Linked DNA regions of Homo sapiens: region 2 is linked to region 1. A link is an interaction called in ENCODE POLR2A ChIA-PET data of the cell type or tissue named here. Cell type or tissue: PC-9. All regions are shown on one strand. Links, peaks and the distances in the headings refer to the core of each region. The heading gives the core; the rest is flanking DNA. Region 1 has its middle 14 kb from the start of HMOX1. Region 2 has its middle 24 kb from the start of RBFOX2.

Region 1 (2,908 bases), core at 210-2,709:
ATTGATGTCCTTGCTCTTAGGAGCGAAGTGTCATGATGTCCACAACCTACTCTCAAATGGCTCTGAAAAAATTAATACATAAACGTGAAAGTGAGAGGCTGGGCGTGGTGGCTCATGCCTGTCATCCCAGGACTCTGGGAGGCTAAGGTGGGTGGATCACTCGAGGCCAGGGGTTTGAGACCAGCCTGGCCAACATGGTGAAACCTTGTCTCTACTAAAAATTCCGAAATTAGCTGGGTGTGATGGCGGGCACCTGTAATCTCAGCTATGTGGGAGGTTGAGGAGGGAGAATCACTTGAACCCAGGAGGCGGAGATTGCAGTGAGCCGAGATCGTGCCACTGCACTCCAGCCTGGGTGACAGAGTGAGACCCTGTCTCAAAAAAAAAAAAAGCAATTTCACTTCTGGGTATACATCCAAAAGAATCGAAAACAGGAACATGAACAGATATTTGTGAACCCATATGCATAGCAACGTTATTTACAATGACCAAAAGGTAAAAGCAACCCGTGTCCATTGATGGATGAAAGGATAAACAAAATGTGTTGTGTGTATACAAATGAATACACACACACATACACACATGGAAACATTATTCAGCCTTACAAATTAAGGAAATTCTAACACATGCTACAAAAAAGAAAAAAAAAGAGAGAAAGAGAAAAACCAAATAGCAAACTGCTGACCATGGGCAATGTGGGTGGAGGGTGTACTGGTGTGTTCATGGTTCTATTCTTTTTTTTTTTTTTTTTTTTTGAGACGGAGTCTTGCTCTGTCGTCCAGGCTGGAGTGCAGTGGCGTGATCTCTGCTCACTGCAAGCTCCGCCTCCTGGGTTCATGCCATTCTCCTGCCTCAGCCTCCTGAGTAGCTGGGACTACAGGCGCCCGCCAACACGCCCGGCTAAATTTTTTTTTTTTTTTTTTTTTTTTTTTTGAGCCAGAGTCTCGCTCTGTCACCCAGGCTGGAGTGCAGTGGCGCAATCTTGGCTCACTGCAAGCTCTGCCTCCCGGGTTCACGCCATTCTCCTGCCTCAGCCTCCTGAGTAGCTGGGGCTACAGGTGCCCACCACCACACCTGGCTAATTTTTTGTATTTTTAGTAGAGACGGGGTTTCACCGTGTTAGCCAGGATGGTCTCCATCTCCTGACCTCGTGATCCGCCCGCCTCGGCCTCCCAAAGTGCTGGGATTACAGGCGTGAGCCACCGCGCCCGGCCTCATGGTGCTATTCTTTTCAGCTCATTGGTATGTCTGAAATTTTTTCAAAATAAAAAGGGAGAAAGAGAGAAGAGAGGAAAGAAGAGTTGGAATGAGCCCCTCTATTCAAAGCCAATCCCAGTCTTAGAGTCTGGGACCCTGTGCTAGTTGGCTTGGGCCGCCGTAACACAGTACCACAGACTAGGGGCTTGGATAATGGAAATTTATTTCTCACACTTTTGGAGACTGGAAGTCCGAGATCAAGGTGTTAGCAGGGTTGGTAATGAGAGCAAAGATCACCTGGTGGCCATCAAACAAACCATCCAGAGGCAGAACTCCTTATCTGAGGAATGGAGAAGTAATTAGACTTTCCTGTTATCTGAAGCCAGCCATCTGGTGCCAGGCTTCTTTCTTAAAAATGTATAAGTAATTAGAATTTCTCTACATCTCTGGAATGCATGCATATAGAAACTCATCATGCAACCCTTGCTGACATCAAGGCACTGAAATGTTTACAAATGTAATCATGTACCGTGACCTACGCGGCTAACATGGTCCAAATTACCCTTAAGTTCCCGCTTTAAGGTCCATAAATGGCTCTAAGGAAAATCTACCCTGGCACGCCCAGTCCTCTCGCTGAAGCGCCCCGCTGAACTCTGCTGCAGCGTTCTTTCTGTCTAATACAACTTCCCTTTTCAAACCTATACTGTTGTTGGTAAATTCCCCTTACTACCCATGAGCCAACCATTCTCTGCTGCCAGCACTCTAACACCTTGCCAAGCAGTTGGTTTCTTTAGAAGCCTCCCTCCCCAGCCTGCAGATGGCCACCTTCTCCCTGTGACCTCACAAGGCCTCCCTTCTGTACCTGTCTGTGTCCTAATCTTTTCTTATAAGAACACCAGTCATATTGGATTAGGGTTCACCCTAACAGCCCCATTTTAATTTAATTATCTCTTTAAAGGCCCTAATACGGGCGGGGTGTGGTGGTTCATGCCTGTAATCCCAACACTTTGGGAGGTCGAGGTGGGTAGATCACCTGAGGTCAGGAGTTTGAGACCAGCCTGGCCAACATGGTGAAACCCAGTCTTTCCTAAAAATACAAAAATCAGCGAGGCATGGTGGCGGGCGCCCGTAATCCCAGCTACTCGGGAGGTTGAGGCAGGAGAATCACTTGATACTCGGCGGCGGTTGCAGTGAGCCGAGATCACACCACTGCACTCCAGCCTGGGTGACAGAGCGAGACTCCATCTCAAAAAAGAATAAAATTAATAAATAAATGCCCTAATACAATCTCCAAATAGTCTGAGTTACTCCAGGTTAGGGTTTCAACATATGAATTTGAGGGGATTCAGTTATTCCCATAACAGCCTCTAAAGCCACCTTGAGCTTCATCCCTCCCCCATATTCCACAGGGGCACAGAGAGGGCTTTCCCAGCCAATTCCATTTCTCTTTCCTGCACAGGTCTGAGGCTGAGCTCTGGGCAGAAGGACCCTGCTACAGGCATCGGCTGGGAGGGAGAGAAAGGGAGAACCTGCCCTCAACCTTCTCCTCATCCATTCCTAGCCAACTCCCCCGACCACGCCCAGCTGCCCAGGGGCCCCGTCCTGCCAGCTCTCCTGCAAGGAGGCTTCTCCCTGCCCTGGTCTCCAAGGAACAGGCTTCTTCCTGGAGCCCAGGGTCCTTCCTGCCTTCCTTGGCAGGTGGGTCCCTGAC
Region 2 (2,908 bases), core at 250-2,749, 690 kb after region 1:
TGCCTGTAGTCCCAGCACTTTTTGAGGCCAAGGCAGGCAGATCACCTGAGGTCAGGAGTAGAAGACCAGCCTGGCCAACATTGTGAAACCTCGTCTCTATTAAACATACAAAAATTAGTGGGCATGATGGTGGGTGCCTATAATCCCAGCTACTCGGGAGGCTGAGGCACGAGAATCGTGTAAATCCGGGAGGCGGAGATTGCAGTGAGCCGAGATCGTGCCGTTGCACTCCAGCCTGGGCAACAAGAGCGAAACTCCGTTTCAAACAAACAAACAAACAAACAAAAAATACAAAAATTATCCAGGTGTGGTGGTGGGTGCCTGTAGTCCCAGCTACTTGGGAGGCTGAGGCAGGAGAGTTGCATGAACCTGTGAGGCAGAGGTTGCAGTGAGCCAAGATCATGCCACTGCACTCCAGCCTGGGTGACAGAGCAAGACTGTCTCAAAAAAAAAAAGAAAAAATTTATTTATATTTTTGTAGAGAAAGGGTCTCACTATATTGCCCAGGCTGGTCTTGAACTCCTGGCCTCAAGTGATCCTCCAGTCTCAGCCTCCCAGAGTGCTGGGATTACAGGTGTGAGTCACTGAACCAGGGCTCTATTCTGATTTTTTAGTTAAACATTCCCTTGCACTCCTGTGCAGTTTTACTATCTATGTGTATCCATATCTTGTTTGGTTTTGGAAAACGAAGAAGCAAGCTCAAAACATGGTAAGTAAAAGGCAATATTGCTACTACTAGGTAAGGTTTCCTAGGAGAAAATGGGCCGAAAGTGTGGATCCACGGTCTGGCTCCAGCTGTCTGCAAGAGGGGCTTCCAGGGAAGTCCGTGGATATGGGGGCCTCTGAAAGAGCTGTAGGGTGAGCTGTGAACTGCAGTCTGGCAGAAAAACATTCAAGGAGAGGAGCCTGCTCCATTTTTTGGTTTGTTTGTTTGTTTCGCTTCTCCGCTCATTGGTCTATCTTCAGGTCTCTGGAGCGGGCCAAAGCTGAACACTAACACCAAGCTGAAACGCCTGCAGGGAGAATAGAAACTCTTCTAGCACCTGGTCAAGGCAAGTCAGCCCTAGACAACAGTTAAAACTCCACGTCTCTCAGCATTTTCTTCCTTGAACTCAAGCTAGGATCTTGGTGGTAACACCCAAACATGTCTGCCTATCTGCTGAGTCACAGGACTTCCTGGGGACTGGTTGGACTGGTTGCCCTCCCTCCACACTGTCTGGGGTATGACTGTCACTCTCTCATGTAGTAGACCTCTGGCTTACTGAACCCACATCTTCTCATTCCCTAATCTGTACTCTTTGTTTCAATGGAGCTTCTCCTCCTGTAGCTTGCCAAGAAAGCCTGCGTGGGAAAGTATTTTGAGATCTTAGATGTTTGGAAATTTTTATGTCTAAACATTTCAAATATTCATACCTGGTTAATACCTGCACTGATAATAGAATTTTACATTACAGATTACAGATCGTTTTCATTCCAACCTTTGACAGCATTGGGTCATCGTCTAGCCCTCAGTGTTGCTATGGGAATACTGAAGCTATTCTGATTCTGTGTTTCCCTCTCTGGAAGCTTATAGAATCTTCCTTTTTCCTCTCAGGATTCTGAAATTTCACAGCAACGTACCTTAACTTGGGTCTATTTTCATCCATCTTGCTCAGCACTTGTGAGGGTTCTTCAGTGTAGAAATATGCATTCTGCAAAATTTCTTGAGTTGATCATTAATGATTTCCTCCCCATTCTCTCTGTTCTCTTCTAGAACCCCTGTTATTCTGATGTTGGATCTCCCAGACTGGATTCCCTTCCTTTCTCTTCCCTTCCCTTCTCTTCTCTTCTCTTCCCTTCCCTTCCCTTCCCTTCTCCCTTCCCTTCCCCCTTGCCTTCCCTTCCCTTCCCTTCTCCCTTCCCCCTTCCCTTCCCTGCTTCTCCCTTCCCATCCCTTCTCCCTTCCCTTCCCATCTCTTCTCCCTTCTCCCTTCCCATCCCTTCTCCCTTCCCTTCTCCCTTCTCCCTTCCCATCCCTTCTCCCTTCCTTTCTCCCTTCCCTTCTCCCTTCCTTTCCCTTCCCATCCCTTCTGCCTTCCCTTCTCCCTTTTCCCTTCCTGTCCCTTCTCCCTTCCCTTCTCCCTTCCCTTCTCCTTTCCCTTCTCCCTTCCCTTCTCCCTTCCCCCTTCCCTCCTCCCTTCCCTTCTCCCTTCCCCCTTCCCTCCTCCCTTCCCTTCTCCCTTCCCTTCCCTTTCCTTCCCTTCCTTGACCTGCCCTTCCCTGCCCTTCCCTCCCCTCCACCTTTTATTTTCATTTATTTTCTTTTCTTTTCAGAGACAGGATCTCACTATGTTGCCCAGGCTAGTCTTGAACTCCTCCACTCAAGTCATCCTCCCACCTTGGCCTCCCAAGGTGTTGGGATTATAGGTGTGAGCCACCGCACCTGCCTTCTTTCCTATTTTCAGTCTCTTTGTCTTTGTTGCTCTAATTTCTCTTCTTTCTTTTGTTTTTTTGCTCTGTCACCCAGGCTGGAGTGCAGTGGTGAGATCATCTCCCTGCAGCCCCGAACTCCCGGGCTCAAGCGATCCTCCTATCTCAGTTTCCCAAGTAGCCAGGACTGCAGGTACATGCCACCATGCTTGGCTAACTTAAAATTATTATTATTTTTTTAGAGACAGGGCTTTTTTTTTTTCTGTTTTGTTTGTTTTTGGTTTTTGTTTGTTTGTTTTTTGACACGGAGTCTCGCTCTGTCACCCAGGCTGGAGTGCAGTGGCGTGATCTCAGCTCACTGCAAGCTCCACCTCCCAGGTTCACGCCATTCTCCTGCCTCAGCCTCCCTAGTAGCTGGGACTACAGGCGCCCGCCACCATGCCTGGCTAGTTTTTTTGTATTTTTAGTAGAGACGCGGTTTCACCATGTTAGCCAGGAT

What was found. Peaks named below come from ENCODE experiments on the same cell type or tissue, not always from the same donor. Only the 100,000 strongest peaks of a DNase experiment are listed, where the experiment ranks them.
Region 2: POLR2A ChIA-PET joins it to region 1 with 25 read pairs; 5 of 35 experiments call an interaction of 5 or more read pairs at or near these places.

What each region holds. Positions count from the first base shown.
Region 1 is chr22:35,365,753-35,368,660 of GRCh38, forward strand. No RefSeq gene overlaps it. Among named protein-coding and RNA genes, the nearest start is that of HMOX1, 14 kb to the right of the region's middle. In PC-9, for the core only: no CTCF peak of the experiment used is centred there; no DNase peak of the experiment used is centred there; H3K27ac peaks cover 536 bases.
Region 2 is chr22:36,051,612-36,054,519 of GRCh38, forward strand. No RefSeq gene overlaps it. Among named protein-coding and RNA genes, the nearest start is that of RBFOX2, 24 kb to the left of the region's middle. RefSeq lists an enhancer at 415-1,614. In PC-9, for the core only: a CTCF peak has its summit at 864; a DNase peak (open chromatin) is centred at 1,190; H3K4me3 peaks cover 1,347 bases; H3K27ac peaks cover 2,500 bases.